2 separate regions of the Homo sapiens genome follow, and region 2 is linked to region 1. A link is an interaction called in ENCODE POLR2A ChIA-PET data of the cell type or tissue named here. Cell type or tissue: MCF 10A. All regions are shown on one strand. Links, peaks and the distances in the headings refer to the core of each region. The heading gives the core; the rest is flanking DNA.

Region 1 (9,440 bases), core at 2,972-5,471:
AATAATATTGACCTTATGGGTTCTGTGAGGATTAAATGAAATAATGCAATAAAGTACCTGGTATGTGGATAACTAATAAATAGCAGCTACTATTCTAGAATATTGAACACCAAACTTCACAATTGTGCTTCGGCATACCTCTCTGGTCTAATCTCTCAATATCCTCTCACAGTTCACTTTATTTTGGTTTGGGTAGCCCTTAAATGTCTGGCAGAGACTTAAATCACTTCCAGAATAAATAACTGAGACATTTTCTGAAGCCTTGCTATAGTTTGCAGAAGGGTGGCAGAGGATGCTTGAAGTGTGAACCTGTAATACCATGCTACCATGCTGCCCAAACATCTCCTCTCTGCCTGGGATATGCTGTTTCATTCACCGGTGGTCTCATTTCTCTTTTTCTTCACCTGACTAATCTTTGGCTTTCCCCCAAGGTTCAGCTCAGATGTCTCCTACCTGGGAAAAAATCTTCCCTTCCTCTCCGCATCTGGATTAGAGGCCCCTCATCTGTGTTTGTCCACAAAACACATCACAGAGCACTGTAAACCTATGTTTAAATATTTTACCCCTCACAAGACTAATGTAGCAAACATTTCATGGTGCCTTTATGGCCAGGATACTCGCAGGTCCCTGGCTGGCCATGTTGCATACAGTGTGGCCCTACCTGCCCCTTATCTCCCACCTCTGATTGAAACTGACCAGAGTAGTTATGAGTGGCTGACCCAAGGTCTTCTCTAGGAACCATGACCTATGTATGACCTGTCACTAATGGCAGTGGCTTCAGTCCGATTTGTGCATCAGTATTGCCACTGGAACTTAAAACAATACAGATGCTGAGCTTTCCATCCTCAGAGATTCTGATTCACTAAGTCAAGGATGGTTCCACGCATTGGTATTTTTTTAGACTCCCTCAGGTGGTTCTGATAAGCAGCCAGTGTAAATGACTCTCTGAAGTAGCATGGAAAGAAGAGCTGATTTCATTAGATTCCCTTTTTTAAAAAAGGTTTTTTAATTTAAAAAATTGTATTTACTCAGAAGCATTCAGAATGTCAACAAAACAGCTACAACTTTTTTTTTTCTTGCAATTACAGAGTGATGTTCAGTTAACAGAGCAGCAATTATTTCATATAGGCTGCGTCAGAGACAACTGAAGATGAAAAAATGACCATCCCCATATATAACTAATTTGTGCTATGGACCAAGAAGAATCTACTTTAAATTTCCATGCCATTTAAACCCCACATACTGTACAAGGCAAGGTTAGCGGCTATTGAAAATACCACTAGAAGAGGGCTATCTAACTACACAATTGATAGTATAACTAAACAAAAAAGACACTTTACAGTTTAAAAACAAACCTTACACAGCCTTACATTTCCGTTTTATTTTTCTTTAAAAGGAGTGAGTTGTATGGGAGGGTTAAATGCTTTATAGACAAGGAAAAGAAACTGTGCTAGAACCAACTTATTCAACATCATCTTCTTCTTCTTCACCATTTCTTCATTTTCCTCATCTTCCTATTCTTCCTTCATTGTCTTGCTTTTTTTCAGCCTTCATGGCTCGCTTTTTTGCTGTATCAGGCTTTTCTTTAGCTCGGTATGCAGCAATATCCTTTTCGCATATTTCCTTCAGCTTAGCAGCCTTCTTTTCATAAGGCTGCTTGCCATCTGCAGCAGTGTTATTAACATCTCTCCCAGTTTCTTTGCTATGTCATCAATGGGTAGGCCAGGATATTCTCCTTTGATCTTGGTGATACTCAGAACAGAACAAGAAAAAGCCCAAAAGAGGCCTCTTGGGTGCACTGGTTTCCTTAAACTCCTCTTTTGTTTCCCCTTTAGGAGGGATTAGGTTTTCATTTGTCTTTCATAACAGGTTTTGTCTGCCTTTGCCATGTCTTCAAATTTTCCTTTCTCTTTAGCAGAAATGGCCTTCCACCTCCCTGAGCACTCCTGAGACAACTCTGAGAAGCTGACCGAAGGAGCTGGATGCTGCTTCTTGTGCTTCCTCCCAGCAAGTCTATACAGAGAATGCATATGATGACATGTTGCCCCATGGCCTCTTAGGATCTCCTTTGCGCATGTTTAGTAATTTTTCCTTAGCCACCAACAGAGTGGCCCAGTGCTTATCAATTCTCACTTTCCCCAGCACTATTTCTATGGAGCTCAATGTACTGCAATAGCCATGACAGTGGGAGCCAGATGCTGCCTCTCATTAGATTCTCTTTATTGGAAATTTGAACAGAAAAATATGGAACGAACTTTATAATGAACAGTGGAATGGGAAGTGAGAGAATTTCAAGGGAATGAAAGCTATGGAAAGTCAAAGGCATGTGTCATCTTGAGTTACCAGGGGGCAGAAGAAGTTGGTCATTATAGAGAGGAGAATGGAACTGATGTGTAGAACGAAGCTGATAACATAAAAAAGCAAGAGACAAAAGACAGGTATAGAATGTCTCAGAGAAAAACAGAAATAGAAAAAATAGAGGCAGAGAAAGAGACCGAGAGAGAAGCAGACAGATGAAGAGATAGAGGTAGATAGAAACCTCACTCAGAACTGCCACCATCAGCTTAATCCCCCAAACTAGAAACCTCTGCAGACATCTCCCTTATCACCCACATCCAATGTTGTCAATTCTACCTTCCAAAGATGTCTTTAAGGGCTGGGCACGGTGGCTTATGCCTGTAATCCCAGCACTTTGGGAGGCTGAGGCAGGAGGATCACCTGAGTTCAGGAGCTCAAGACCAGCCTGGCCAACATGGTAAAACCCCATCGCTACTAAAAACACAAAAAATTAGCTGGGCGTGGTGGCAAGCACCTATAATTCCAGCTACTCAGGAGGCTGAGGCAGGAGAATAGCTTGAACCTGGCAGGAGGCAGAGATTGCAGTGAGCCACTCTGGCAGGAAGCAGAGGTTGCAGTGAGATTGAGCCACTGCACTCCAGCCTGTGAGACAGAGACTCCATCTCAAAAAAAAAAAGAAAAAAAAATTTCTAAGATGTGATTTTTTTTTTTTTTAAGTCCTGCTGTCACTGCCGTCCAGATCTTCATAAGTACTTGCTGGGACTATGGCAAAAACCTCACAACTGGTCTCTCCCTACCCCAGTCTATTTCCAGCACTGTTGCAGATCACACTATCTTACACTTTGGTGGCCACGTCTTCGGGCCTGGCGAAACCTGCCTCATCTCCTCTCCTGTGAGTGCTAGGTTCCTCCAGATCCCATTCTTCTGCCACAGCAAATCAGGCCCTGACCTTTGTAAATGGGATTCCCTTGGCTTTCTCTTCTGCATTTGGCAATCTTCCATCCTGCCTTCAAAATCTGGCTCAAAAATACCTCAGTAATGCCTTTTCACCTCTTTCAGGCAGAGTTATCTTATAACAAAGTTCCTACCTTTCCCATTATACCGTGAGCTTTTTTTTTAGTTATCTCAGAATTCCCAGGACACAGCAAATGTGCGTTGTCTTGAACTAAATTTGTGGAATTTCAGGTAATGAGGGAGCCAGGACACTGCTGGGTGGGTGGGCCAGCTCTTATGATTCTGCCCCAACCCAGAGCCAGCCCCTAGATTTTCAGGTTTTTGTCTTCATCCACGTTTATCCCCACAGATCCTCTGAAAGCTCCAAACAAAATTTTCCCCACAGCTCCATGGTAACCTCAGCAGAGGCTCCTGGAGGTGACAGTTCTGGGATGCAAAGAAGGGCGAATGAAGTGGGGCAGCTATTTGTCCATGTGAGTATTTGGACTTCCTTGATACACATAAGAGCAATTTCCTTCCTTTTTGCTTTGAATCCTAAGAAAATGCCTCAATAAAAAATACTTAGGGGAGCACATGAATTAACTCACTTTCCATCACCTGAACCACTTAGCGCTTCCAACAAAGCTTTGGGGGGAAATCTGTATTTAATCAATGTTGAAACAATCACTCTGATGCAGAAATGCACACAAAAAGAGGACCAGCTTTTATTTTGCGTACTGTATTCCTTTTGACAGTGATGACTAATGGAGTAAGATTTTTGTTCACTAGAAGAAGCTCAGTAGCATGTATCAGGGCAATTAACTTGGAAATCTGTGAATAAGCATGATTCAGGGGCCTATTGAACATCAACTTGCAGACTCTTATGAATCCTGGTTGCTTCCATTGGCTGAAAAAATACTGTAAAATCTTGAATTTTGCAGTAAAAAAAATTCATTTTGGTTGTGACTCCTACTTGAGTCACATGGTATCAGATGGAAAATGAGTAGGAAGGAGAGGATCGCTGCCAACTAAAAGGAGAGAGGCTAGTCTGGACAGAGCATTTTGTGGGACACAGATTTGATTGTAAGCCAACTATTTTAAAAATCCTCATTCTTGCAAGCTAGCACATGACCTCTTTCCTAAGGGTGAGGAGATTCCAGAGGTACATATTTGCCATCTGGAGTGGATGCAAATTCTAGTGCAATTCATCTAGAAACCTGCATCATTGAAATTAATCATCATGTTGAACAAGGAGAGCATGCTGGGGCAGGGAGGTCAGTTTCACTTGATAAGAATAGAATGCACATTCTAGCTGGGAATGTGCTGACATTCATTGCATTCAGGAAAATTCTACACAAAGCCTCTCTCTCTGGAGAGGATTCCTGAGAAAGAGAAGGGCTCACTGTGTGGCATAGAAATGAGAACCCCCTCAAAGCCCTGGCTTTTGAAGGTATCCAGAATCACAGTGATTCAATGCCATTGGATACTGCTCTTTTTCTTCCTGGGAGGGAAACATCAGTCCATCAGTTCAAACCCTACAGGGTTTTCTGTGTTTGTCCTAATCATGTTAGAAGCAGAACGCCTAGTTAGTAATCAAGCACCAGTTGGAGCTGTTTCCTACCAAACGTATGGTTTTGATTTTGAAGCCCTCCATTCATTGTTCTTTAGCACTGTGAAGGGCTTGTAACCAGCTAACTGCTTCTCCTACTTTGGTCTGGGGAACTAAATGCAAATCTGGCTGATACTTCAGATGGGCTAGGGCCAAATTTTGTTGGTTTTTGTTAATGCTGTTACTTATTTTTGAAAGAGGTGTGGACAAAAAAAAAAGGGCAAAAGTTGGAATGGTATTTGAAGTTTGCTCGTGGTGTTTTAGGGAAACAGGAACATATCACTATAAAAGACATTTCCTTCAATATGGGTAAGAGTTCCTCATTGATTCAACTGAGCTCTTGAAATCTGAAATGTTTAGGGAGCAGTAGAAATTTGATAAGGGATCATAGACTCAAGGGGATGAGAGAAGATTTGAAAAGTCATCGAATATAACTCCTTGATTTAGTAAAACCATAATTCGTAGTTTTCCTCTGATGAGTCACGGCCAGGAAGTAGATATTGTAGATGAGTCTGGGTCCTTGCACTTCTCAGCTTCTGTCATTTACAAATTCTACTTTGATGTCTCTGAAGATGACATCTGAATGTGCATGTGCAGAAGAAGTGGCATTGAATAGAACTGGTTTAAAATCCCTAATTTGCTACTTAATTGCTGTTTGAATTTGCATAAGTTATTGAACCCTCTAACCCTCAATTTCCTCATCTATAATATGGGATAATAATAACTACGCTGCAGGGATCATTTTAAAACTAAATTAGATAATGCCGTATGATATCTATATCTATATTCCTACTTTCCACCATACACAGCACTAATTTTTAAAATAAAATTAAAACAAAAATATAATCTATAATATTTGAATGTAAACTTAAGATAATGGATGCTGTTTTGCTGAAATTAAATGCATTTACACAGTGAATTTGAAAGTTTGTTTGAGTTTAGTAAGCCAGTAACATCAAATTCCACTGTGTAAGTGTCCTGGAATTTAATCAGAACCCAGAGATCTCTCAGCCTGTTTGCCATTATTTGCCATCGCATAATGGGTTGCCAGGTGCAATTTCACCTCTGTCTGAGACCATTGCTTGGATCAAAGAGGGCTCTTGTTTATCCAGCTCCCTATGAGACCAGGCAGGGCCAGTGGTGACCCTCCAAGCTGAGCTCAGCCAGAGGGAACCTGTGTCTTGGTGCTCAGTTCTGAACAGTCTCATAGACCCCCATACTTGAGTGGGCTTAGGGACCCATACCCTTCTAAAATCCACTGAGAAATCCTCAACAGAGGAGTTATGTGTTAACTTTATCTTTTAGAGGAATCATGTTGGCAGCAGCTTGAGGATAGGCTGGAGTGGCTAAGAATGACAAGGGAGTGGCAATTGAATCGTAGAAATACTTCAAACTCAGGCACCTCGCATTTAAAACACCACAGCACTTCCACGCATCACCAGCTTTACCTGCTTCTATTTTCCAGTATGAAGCTTCTGCTCCTGCCAATATGTTCTGTTTGACCTTCCCTGAATACACACTGGGTTTCCCTGCCTATTCAGCCCGTACTTATGTCTTTCTCTTCACTTATATATTCCTCTAGTCCTTATCAAAAATCCTAACCGTTCTTTTAGGGTCCATCTTCTTCACTCAGTCTTTCTTAGTTTGTTCAAATTACCTAATATGATTCATAAATTACCTTGTATTGAGGTATTTATGTTCCATACTGTGACTTGTCTCTTCCAGCAATTGGGTTCAAATGTGATGGCAGGCACACCTCTTGCACAAGCTGGTATTTTACCTGATTTTAACCTATGATGGCTCATTGTTCAATGTTGGCACTCTATAACTTGCTGAATAAATAGATGACTAAATAAACCACCCATTGACTCATCTTATAGGCACCCCTATATAGCTGTAAGGGAATTATTTAGTAACTGCTTAAAATGTATCTAAATTGGATGTTTTACATTAGGTTCATAAGTGAAAAGCAAGCTTGTCAGAGATCTTCAAATGAAGCTTATTTAATGAGTTATTTTTTAAAATCCTATACAACAATGGAAAACCACAGTAAGTGGGTGTGATGGTAGTTCAAGAGTAACATTTTACTGATTTATAAGAAGAGTAAAAAATAGAAGTGAACAGTGAAAAGACTGAAATCATTTTTCCTCCATATGTTTTGTTTTATGTTTGCTTTTGCTTCTGGACATGACACAAACGAAGTTGCAGATAAAAGATAGCACCTTTAGTTGGTAAGAACAGGGCACTGATTAGCAGCAATATATTGAAACTATATAAAGCAATGAGTTTAAAAGTACTTTAGGAAACCTGAGGTCTTTAATCAAGGCTGCAACTGTAAGTTTTTTAAAAAGCCAAAAAAGAAGCCAAGTCTTTAGTAAAAGGGCTGTTTTAAAACATTAAATTTTATTTGAATTTTTTTCCTAATTTATACCAAATCTTCAAAGTAGTCGGGACTTAGTTACATCTTAACTGTTATTCTTTTGATAATTTTTTTTAATAGAAAAGGCAGTTGTGATTAGATAATGATCAAAATGTTTTTCAACTCTTCTATTATGACTCGGGAGATAACAAACTAATGTCCATCATTTTTATTTTATTTACTCCTAGTAAATTACCTTACAAAAATAAGGCATTTGATATGTATTTGGTGAATGAGTGAATGAATGAATAAAGAATGAAGAAATGATACTGTCACTGAGTGACAGTTCTTTGAATGATGGGCTCAGGTTCTCAAAGGAATTAAACAATCTTCACAGGCTCATGCCTGGAAATTCAATTTTTTAAGGAACAGAAAATGGCACAAAATCCTAGATGATATATTTTTTTTTTGAGATGGAGCCTTACTCTGTTGCCCAGGCTGTAGTGCAGTGGCATGATCTCGGCTCACTGCAACCTCCACCTCCCAGGTTCAAGCGATTCTCCTGCCTCAGCCTCCCCAGTAGCTGGAATTACAGGTGAGCACCATCACACCAGGCTAATTTTTAAAAAATTTTTTTTGGTAGACACGGGGTTTTACCATGTTGGCCAGGCTGGTCTCGAACCCCTGGCTGCAAGTGATCCACCTGCCTTGGCCTCCCAAAGTGCTGGGATTACAGGTTTGAGCCACCGCGCCTGACCCCTACATCATCTTATTATCTGGGCATTAGGCCCCTGGTTCCAGGTCTGTCCCCATCTCTGACCTCTACCTCCTTTGTTCCTGCTTTGAGACTCCAGTCTTGCCATGGTTTCTTAGGCTTAGCTCTGTATCTGTGCTCCCAGATACCTCTGGTCCCAGCTCTAATCCACAGATACAATTTACCTATCCTTTGTCAATAGATTAAATTGTTAGATTAGTCTGACGGGAAATGTTGTTCATGTGAAGTCAGTATCTTGTTCTATTCCCATTATTTATTCAGTGTGACAATTTTTTTCCCTTGCTATAAAAGTTGAGCTTAGAGGTCTTTAATTTTCAGAACTAAACCTTTTACCCTTTTATTACACAACCATTTTATGCTGGCTCTTTTCCCAGTGTCCTGGCACTTCCTTAGTTCCCCAAGAAACGCTAAAGAGTAACAGATGTAACCCAGCAAAGGCTTCAACCAATTCATCAAGTACTCTGTGAAGTAAGTCATACTCCTCATAAGTTTGAACACAGCTTCTTTATAACCACTCTACTGTTTGTCTGTTGCTCTCTTTCTGGGGTTCTCTGTCCTTCTCTCTAGTCCATAGTTTGGTACTATCTTTTTTTCTTTTTTTTTTTTCAGATGGAGTCTCCCTCTGTCACCCAGGCTGGAGTACAGTGGCATGATCTCGGCTCACTGCAACCTCCGCCTCCCGGGTTCAAGTGATCCTCTTGCCTCAGCCTCTCAAGTAGCTGGGATTACAGGCGCCTGCTACCGTGCCTGGCTAATGTATGTATTTTTAGTAGAGACGGGGTTTCACCGTGGTGGCCATGGTTGGCCAGGCTGTTCTTGAACTCCTGACCTCAGGTGATCTGCCTGCCTTTGCCTCCCAAAGTGCTGGGATTACAGGCATGAACCACCGTATCTGGCCCATAGTTTGGTACTATCTTACATTGTATTAATCAAGGGTACAAAGATATGACTAGATCTAGTGACATATGTGGGTTTTACTCAATAATGTCTTTTATAGACAAGGGAAGAGGCCACTGAAAGCTTCAGGCCTACATGGTTTTTACCGTACACAATTCCCAAAGAGAGAGAGTCAGAGAGACTGGGTCCTAACACCGGTCCAAAAGTATGAGTCACTGTAAGAATAAAGTGCTAGATTGAGACTTCTGGTTTCTTGACAACAAAGACCAAAGTGAAGTAGGTATCCAGCACCCATTCTGGATAATTTGTGTCTTACTCCCAGATATTATAAAATCCACTTTGAGAATTTGAATTAGCCATATATTTGAACATAAGAAGAAAATATATCCAGGAATAAGGTTATTATAAAGACCAAAACCCAGAGGTGAGAAACGAAGTGTTTCAGCTGTGCTATTGAATAAATTCCATCAGGTGAATAAATAAGCCTGAAACAATAGCCCTTTCTGAGCCAGGTTTTATACAATACAGTACACAGCAAAGGTGAGAGACTCTCCACAGGACGACTCTTT
Region 2 (9,440 bases), core at 3,709-6,208, 320 kb before region 1:
TGTTTATACCTAGAATTTACAAAGAATCTTCAAAACTCAATAATAAGAAAACAAAGCACCCAATTTATTTTAAAAATGGGTGAAAGATTTGAACAAACACTTCACCAAAGATACATGGGTGGCATATAAGCACATGAAAAGATTTGCAACACTATTAGTCAGTAGGGTAGGGCAACTTAAAGGCAAATGAAAACCTCAATGAGATATCACTATGTATTCTTGTTTTATATGTGTGTATGTGTGTATATACATATATATGTGTGTATGATATATATATAACATATATATATATATATAGAGAGAGAGAGAGAGAGGTTCTTGTTATGTTTCCCAGGCTGGTCTCAAACTCCTGGCCTCAAGAAATCCTCCTGCCTCAGCCTCCCAAAATGCTGGGATTATAGTGTGAGACACCATGGCCAGCCCCCACTACATATTCTTCAGAATTGCTTTTCAAAAACTGGGCAATGTCAAATACCGATGAGGATGTGGATTAACTGAAAATTTCATACATGATTGGTGGGAATGCAATGTGGTACCACCACTTTAAAAATCATTTGTCAGTTTCTTATAAAGTTAAACATACACTTACCTCATATTTCAGCAATTTCATTCCTAGTTATTTATCCAAGAGAAATGAAGACTTACATTCACATGAAAATTAGTATACATATGTTTATAGTGGTTTTATTCATAAATACCAAAAATAAAAAACAGCTCAAATGTCTTTCAACTGGCACATGGATTTTTAAAAAACAACTGTGATATAGTCCTACAATAAAATACTGTTCAGCAATAAGAATGAACAAATCACCAATGTGTGCAACATGACAGGAGTCTCAAATTCATTATGCTTAGGAAATAAAACTACGTAATACATGATTCCTTGTTAACTCCTTTTTTATGGGTTAAAAATAATGTTTTTATTAAATTCTCAAAAAGGCAAATATTAGGGATGGAAAACAGATCGGGGTAGGTAAGGGCTGGGGATAAGATAAGTGCTGCTAGAAAGGAGCACAAGGGAATTTGAGGGGGGCAGCAGGAGCGGTAACAAATATTCTATGTCTTGATTGCAGTGATGGTTATACAAATGGAGCTTTTGTCAAAATTCATAAAGCTGCTGTACACTAAAAAGTGAATTTTAACCATATATAAATTATCCTCCAATATGCCTGACTTTAAAAAGAAAGAGTGGCAGAGGGACAGAGAGAGAGAGGAAGAGAGAGAGAGAGAGGAAGAAAAAGAAGAGGAGGAAGAGGACAATGACGACACAGGTAATCCAGGACTTTGAGGAGATTAGATGTTCTCCATGAAGAAATGACTAAGAAATTTTAAGAGAGTAATAACTAAATTTCATTTCCATCCTTGGTTACCCTAATCCTTAAGAAAAATTAAAAAATAAAAAAAGTGTCTTTTACCCCAGAGAGCATAGTGGGAAATCCAAGATTTGACAGGATCTGAATGAATTTTTTCTTTTTTTTTTTTTTTTTGAGACGGAGTCTCACTCTGTCACCCAGGCTGGAATGCAGTGGTGCGACCTAGGCTCACTGCAAGCTCCATCTCCCGGTTTCACGCCATTCTCCTGCCTCAGCCTCCCAAGTAGCTGGGACTACAGGCGCCCGCCACCACGCCTGGCTAATTTTTTTGTATTTTTAGTAGAGATGGGGTTTCACCATGTTAGGCAGGATTGTCTCGATCTCTTGACCTCACGATCCACCTGTCTTGGCCTCCCAAAGTGCTGAGATTACAGGCATGAGCCACCACACCTGGCTGATTTTTTTTTTTTTTGAGACAGAGTCTCGCTTTGTCGCCCAGGCGGGAGTGCAATAGTGTGATCTCAGCTCACTGCAACCTCTGCCTCCTGGGTTCAAGCAATTCTCCTGCCTCAGCCTCCTGAGTACCTGGGACCACAGGAGCCCACCACCAAGCCTGGCTAAGTTTTTGTATTTTTAGTAGAGATGGGGTTTTGCCATGTTGGTTAGGCTGGTCTTCAACTCCTGACCTCAGGTGATCTGCCCACCTCCGTCTCCCAAAGTGCTGGGATTACAGGCCTGAGCCATCATGCCTGGCCTAAGGATCTGAATGAAATTGAACATGGCAGCGTTTCCTGTATTGCCACTCTGCTGAGGATGGTAATAATAGCTGCATGCTATTAAGGAAAGATACCAGAATCTACGGGGGTCCCAGGACTCAGGTGAGTGGGGGTATGAGTTAGAGGCAAAGGCAGGGGACACCAGAGAAGTGGGCAGGTTTGGACTGACCCTGGGGTAGAAATGGGACAAGCTCCCCTTTTTTTCAAAGCTACCAGAGATGATAATCCTTGAATAGACATAGGCAAACACTTGGATTATCATTCCCAAAAAACAATCCAGAAACTCAGATGTTTTCCTGTACTGCATACTATCAAGTTGTAATTAATCAACCTTTCATGCTAGAATGTAGAAAAGCATAAACACAGCCCTAATTCAAGAATTATCTCATTATTTTACAGCTTTGTGAATTGTCAACACTACAGCAGATACATTAAGCATTTGTCCCACTTAGTTACAAGAAGATAAAAATCCGTCTTTGCATAGATTGCTAATTGCATAGATTTCTAACAAATATGTCACTGCTCTTAGCTCATTTTATGTAAAATGAATGGCGTCTTTTATTGCATTTTTTAAAATGATGTAAGATTCAACTCAGACAAGAGTTCTAACGCTGCTCTTTAGAAATGCTTTCTTATAAATTAGTTAGGTTCAGGATTTTATTTGATTTAGGTCAGCTTTTCATAAACAGATACCCTAAGAATAACTTGTCCTACTTGTAAGCTTGAAAAGAGAGAGAAGAAGCTTGGCAAATAAATCAGTTTGGAAAATGTGGCACAGCGTTTCCCCTTGGTATTCACAATTCACATCAGTATATTAGATACTCTCAGGAATCTTGCAGTAAGGAAGCTTGCTTAGCTGTGTTCTAGTAGACTGTGAGCCTCATGTGGACTGGGACTAGCTGTATTTTGTTCAGTGCCTAGCAAAGCTCCTGAGACAAGGCGCCACTCTGTAACTCTTTTTTTGAACAAAGCCAGTATTTCCCACACTTTATTTGACCAGAGATTTTTTCTTGCTGTAACATCTGTTTAACAGCCTGCATATCATATCAGGGTTCTTGGGAACTGCTGACTTCGCTATTCAAAAACATAAAAATCAATGCACAATTTAAAAGGAAAATTTGCATTGCCCAAAAAGAAGAAAAGAGGGAAATTTTTATTTAAAAAAAAAAAAAAGTGATGTTCCAGCTGTCAGATGTAGTTGTATCCTTCCTCAACCATTTAGAGTTCAGCTCGAATCTGGGGGCTTTTTTGCCTTGGGCATTGGAAAGTTCGTTCAAATGATATTCTAACTTTTTACCACTGTCAGTTCATGTTTTTAAATGATGTGGGGGTGGGGGGCGGGGTGGGAAATAATAATGTGAGAAGCTACAAATCATATATTTTATAGGGGTTAAAAAAGTTCAGTTAATCATAGTCCTTTCAAGATTGATTTTCACAACTTATCTGGTCCCAGAAGGGACTGGAAATAGGAACTGTAAAATATATTAAGGAAGCCAGTCTTCAGCTATGCAGATCAATTAGACAGAAAGGTACCAAAAATCTTATGGTACAGCTCAGTTCTTTTGTGGGAGATGAGGAGTGGAAGAGGACTTCAGGTGGAGGGGCATTGCAAAGGCTTAGGAAAGGCTTTGGGATGACGGAAGCATTGTCCTGGTGGGCAGGCCCGCTAGAATACACCGCTCTCAGGTTTTCCCCAGCCCCCTTGACTGCCCTTTGCTGTCAGAGTCGGAAACATTCTTTGTTCAACTGAGGAATCTTCCAGGGAAGTGCTGACAACACATATTGCCTGCACATAGACAGAACACTTCCTGGTTCCTCCTTTGCCACATCGGTTTCGTGTGAATTGCCAAATGCAGGGAGAGGCAAGTGAATTGGACTGCCCCGGGCTCGCCATTCCTGGAGATCCAGCATGAATCATCAGGGGTCACTTAGGTGAGCAGGGTCACTTAAGGTGCTGCAGGATAAAGGACTTCTTAAAGGAATTAGACTTTTCACACGTGTGAGAGGAGCTGAGCAAGTACAGGTGTGTAAGGATGAGTTGGAGAATGAGGGAGTCATGAACCAGTCACAAAGAGGAGTTAGTTACATTCGTGACTAAAGTAGGACAGTGAAGCAGGGATTCATGGTGAGGTTACAAATCATTGTATCAGCAGCTCCCAGCCTGCCACTAGATACTGGCCTACAATATCTAGTGGTACAGCCCAATATCTAGTGGGCTTGGAGCTGCTATTGTTCAGCAGGGCCAGCAGTCTGGAAGAACTGGACACAGAGGGGAGTTTGGACAAGTTTTGTCTGTCTGTCACCACATATGACCCTGAAAAGATTTTCAGAAAGGAACAGCCACTGCCTCTCTTTTGCCTTTCAAATCTCATGCAAATTCCATTCTGGCCATCTCTAACCTGACTCCTGCAAGAAAAAGGACTTTGGAAAACAGTCCCCAGCTTAGATACTTTGACAGCACAATCTGCCACACAGAGTACTTGGCAGACTGAAAACATGAAATATGTGTGAAGCCCCTCTGACCAACATGACCAGTCAAGCCTAAGCTCTATACAGCTCCACAGGCTCCTCAGCTCACTGGTCTTTGACCACCTATTTTTATCCAAAATGGCATGAAGACATTGTCTTTCCCAGTAGCTATGGTTATCAGAATGTGGCAAACCTCAAAAGGAGTGTCAATACAGTGTCAATCACAAAATAATATTCTGTCCTCTCCAATTACGCTACTTCAGACTACCAGAAGGCCCATGGAGACACTCTTGTAGCTTCCATGGCAAAAACGCTGGATTCAGAAACACAATCCAGGCCTTAATTAGGAAATTATGTAAAATCAAGTGTTACCTGGTCTCTCTGCCTCAGTTTCCCTATATACAAGTTGAGAAGATGGAGGAGATGATTTCTAGGGAACTTTCTAGTTTGAACATTATATAATTCTACATCTGTGGCAACTTTATGTCTGGGGAGGCGAGTCTGCCATTTCATGCAGAAAATGAAACTCCACCAGAGAAAACCTCTGGTATGTGGAAAAGAAAAGGCAGTAGTCATCTTTTCTCATTAGCAGCACCAGATTCTGCTACCTCAGCTGGATGCTGTTTAGTCATCTGCAGTAATAACCTCCATTCCCAGCTCCAAGCTGCTGCGTGGGCCTAGACTGAAGTCTCTGTGGTTATGAGTCACAAGCCCATTAAAGCCAGGAATTGACACGAGACCTTGAAAGGCAATTTGCCTTCCATACCTAGCTTCCTAGGAACTGGTTTCTTCCCAAAGAGAAAATAGTATATGTGATTTATGAAATATCACATAGTATTTCCTCATAAGCTCATGGCTCTAGAAATGAATTCCTAATTCTCCAACTGGAAACATCTAGATTTTTGATTTTAGCTATTATTATCAGTTGTTGGATCCAGAGCTCCTCATGGTCCATTAAGTCTAGTGAATGCAGTGCTGAACAGAATACAGTCATTGATACAATCTACTTTTATCTGGGAAGTCTGCTGAGGCTACTTGTCCTTTTGGCATTTTCCCTTTGCTAAATGTTAAGGTATGGGTTCAAAGCAACAAGGCTTTGCAATATCAGCAAACCTCTAAGGGCAGTCCTTCACCCCCACAGGTATGCTCACCTTAGCTCCTTGCTGTACTACTAGATGTCTAATAAGTATTCACTGATGGTCCCCTCCCTGTTGCTACCACATGATAAATCAAGGAGGTGGTGCCAGCCCTACTTTCAAAGTACTAGAACCAGGTCAGCCTACACTCCCTAATTTCAAAGCCCGAGAAGAAGCAACACAATTTGCAGACTATAAAAAGAGCTTTGGGGATTGGATAGAAATGGAAACCCAAGTGGTATCTTCTGCAGAGCAAGCACAATGGGCCCCGGGGAATGGAGGGAAGTGGCTGCATGGACAGCGTTATTACTAAAATTTGGCCAAGGGAGATAAAGGGCAAGGCTGAGGGTGGGAGCATGATCCTGGGAATCCAAAATTAGTGCCTGAGAGGATCGAAGCACCAAAAAGAATGAGAGTGAGGGCCAAAGAGAAGTGAGGAAAACCACAAGGGTGCTGTATGGGATTTAAAGACACAGCAAGATATTAAAGATGTCTTCATCCAAGACATCCCAAGGGAAATGGAGAGGAGTGGGAAGGTTTTCTCAGAGTATCCATTTTCCTTCCAATTTCCCAGGAGAGGTGACATTTGTGCTGGTGTTAAGGGCTGAGTTGGTATGAGTTAGTGATACTACACAGGCTATGAAGCCAGAGTCTGGCCCAAGCAGGGCCCTACTCTTTATTAATTGTGTCATTTTAGGCCAACTGTGCCTCAGTTTCCACATCTGTAAAGTTCATTCATTTGAAAAATCTTTGCTGACCATTACAATATACCACACAGCATTATGGTGAATAAAACAGATAAATATTCCTTTTCCCTATAGCTTGCCTTCTAATGGATGAGAATACTACTATTACTACTAGTAATACCCATCTTATAATGTTGTCATGAAGATTAATTAGTGCATACACATCAAGCACATAAAACTGTGACAGCCCATAATTAATGCTCAATAAATGCTGGCTATTATTATTACTATGAGGTGGGCAAGCAAGCTGAGGCTATTTCAGTAAGAGAAGGAAAAGGATGTAGTAAGTGTGGAAATAGCAAGAAGTTAATTATGATCATAGTGGTGGGCACCTGGGGTAAAGATAAATTTGGAAAGTTGATCTGGGGACAACTGTTCCCTGGCCCTTGAGCCATATCTTTTATATCTTGAGAAGCAGAAGGGTTCAGGCTCTGGGGAGTGAACCTCAGCTCAATTACTCACTAACTTACATCACAGGTGACTCTAGGTAAGTAACTGGAGCTTTTTGTGCCTGTTTCCTCATTGGTAAAATGTTGAGATCTACGTCACAAAATCAAAGGGAAGATTAAGTGAGTTAATATTTGTGAAGCTCTTAGAACTCTGATGTCATAATTCAGGAAACATTTGATAAATATAAGCTGCAATTAATTATCCTCATTACTAGTATTTCTATCATCTTCCTCCACTCTCTAGTTTGGCAACATGTACTATCATAATGTGTTATTCTTGTTCTTTGCCTTTCCTGCTATTCCCAAAATAAGCTGCCAGGAAGTTATGCTTCTTCCTTGTACTGAGTCTTTCCAATACTTCCTTTCTCTCCCAGGGCTCCTTTGCTAGTTTAGGCCCTTACTCTTTGTTCTAAGGATACAGCAGCAGTTTCCCAGTTGGCCTTTTTTTCGTAAGCCATCCTTAACCCAGTCTGTTTTTCACAAAGCTGCCAGAGTAATCTTTCTCAAAGAGTGTTGTCCACATGTGCATCACTCTGTCTTGCCTATTGTACATCTTAGTCTTATTCTGGCATTCAAAACCATTTTATTAGCTCTACCATCCCCAACCATCACCACCACTATTCTACAACCTCCCTCCACCACTCCCAGGATGGCTAGTTCAAGTGCAAGGCAGAAAAAGGCATCTTGTCCTCAAGATATTTGACTGCCATCTGCAGCAGAGTTGTTGCTATCAGCCAGGGTCTCATCAGGAAACAGATGATGTTAAGTTGGGTAATTTAAGGACAGTTTAATAAAAGAACTACTTACAAAGCTATGGGCAGGATTTAGAGAAAGAAATAATGGGGGTATAGTACCTCAGGACTTGTAACAGTTGGAAACCATTATCACCCACTAGGCATGAAGATTCAAGGGCAGGGCACAGTCACCACAATCCAGAGAAAGGTAACTGTAAGAAAAGGGCTGTTTGACGAGAACTATGACATTAAGTAGAGGCATGTGGCCAAACCATGGTGACCCAGCAAAGAGAGAATTAGGGGGAGAAATACTCCCACCTCAAATTTCTTTTGCCCTCTCATCTTCTCTGAATCCAACCAGAAGTCAGAGAGCAAGATAGCCCATGGAGACAGTTCATACAGGGCAAGTTCTTGAGAAACAAAGAAGGGTAGAGAAGTGTAGAAGTGGATCAGGAGGAGTAAACAGGAGACATTCAGCATAATTGTAATAATAAATATAAATCTATGATGACCCTATAGTTTCACAACTGCACAACCAAACATAGCAGCCCTACCACTGACTTATGGCCATGCCTACCGCCACCTCTAACCAGTGTTACATTCCCATCCCCCTAACCTTCACCACCAGGGCCAAGACTTGACCCAAGGGAGGTTTTGTGCAAATTAGAAAAAGACACAGCTTTCCTCAAGATACTTGACTTCCATTTGATGGAAAATTATTGGAACATACAGTGTTTGTTAGAATAAGCCATCTCAAGGCCATCTACCATAAAGCATTTACAATTATCAACATACAAATCTACTATGCCTACAATGTGAATGTGGCCCATGACTTCAGTATGGCAGCATGAGGAGTGCCATAGACTCACTCCCCAAAGAAACAAGCAAAATTGGAGGAAACTATTTAAAAACGACAACATTTAAAATCTCTGGAAGTTGTCCTATAAGCTATAGCAAATGAAGAAATATTTAGGAAAACCTACTAAAATTTAATTTCAAGAACATAGAGATTCTATGACATTTTGTAGTAGCTCTGCCAATGCCCCACAATGTTTCAGTTTTGTTGTTTGAAGTAGGACCCAGAGTTCTTTGTCTCATGACCAAGAAAATTAAGGAGTGAGGACGCAAGGGTGAGGTTGGAGCTAAAGTTTAACAAGGCAAAAGGAGAAAACTCTCCGCAGCGAAGAGGGGACCAAAACGAGGATTACTGTTCTACAGTCAAATACAAGGGCTTTTATAAACAGGATTGTAGGGCAAGATATTTCATTTACATAAGGTGCAAAAAACCAGTTAGGACTAGTGTTTCATTTACATCAGGCGCAAATTCCTGAAAGCTCCTCCCTGTCCTTTTAGTGCATATGTAGACTCTTAGCTTAGGTCACTCCACTACTGTGCATGTGTAAGGGGGTAGAATTCTCAATTGCAGATGTGCCTGGTTCTGTGTTACTCCTCTTAGTCATGTTTCAAGCAAACCTCCCTGCACCCCTGTGCAAACTCCCTTATCTAAGTATATCCAAAAAAGGAAAGGAATGTACTCACTGAAGCCTACCACGTATACATGACCCTTGCTGGTTACACAGAAGGCATCTTTATGGTAGACCTTGCCTCCTTATCTATGCTTGCAGCCTGATCTTTCAGGCTGTTCTTTCGTCAGAAAAAATGGAATTCTACCATGGACTTGTCCTAGGTATCTGCCTAACTTGTTCCTTTCTCTCTTTTCCCTCAATTTGAAGCATAGCCAACTCCCTCTCACAACCAGCATTATACTCCTTCTCCCCATCTTTCCTCTTGTAGCTCAGTTGATGAAAGCTTTCCTC

The links. Peaks named below come from ENCODE experiments on the same cell type or tissue, not always from the same donor. Only the 100,000 strongest peaks of a DNase experiment are listed, where the experiment ranks them.
Region 2: POLR2A ChIA-PET joins it to region 1 with 29 read pairs; 3 of 35 experiments call an interaction of 5 or more read pairs at or near these places.

What each region holds. Positions count from the first base shown.
Region 1 is chr2:191,166,869-191,176,308 of GRCh38, reverse strand. It overlaps the pseudogene HMGB1P27. Among named protein-coding and RNA genes, the nearest start is that of STAT4, 21 kb to the right of the region's middle. In MCF 10A, for the core only: no CTCF peak of the experiment used is centred there; a DNase peak (open chromatin) is centred at 4,338.
Region 2 is chr2:191,482,893-191,492,332 of GRCh38, reverse strand. No RefSeq gene overlaps it. Among named protein-coding and RNA genes, the nearest start is that of NABP1, 190 kb to the left of the region's middle. In MCF 10A, for the core only: no CTCF peak of the experiment used is centred there; DNase peaks (open chromatin) are centred at 3,962 and 5,232.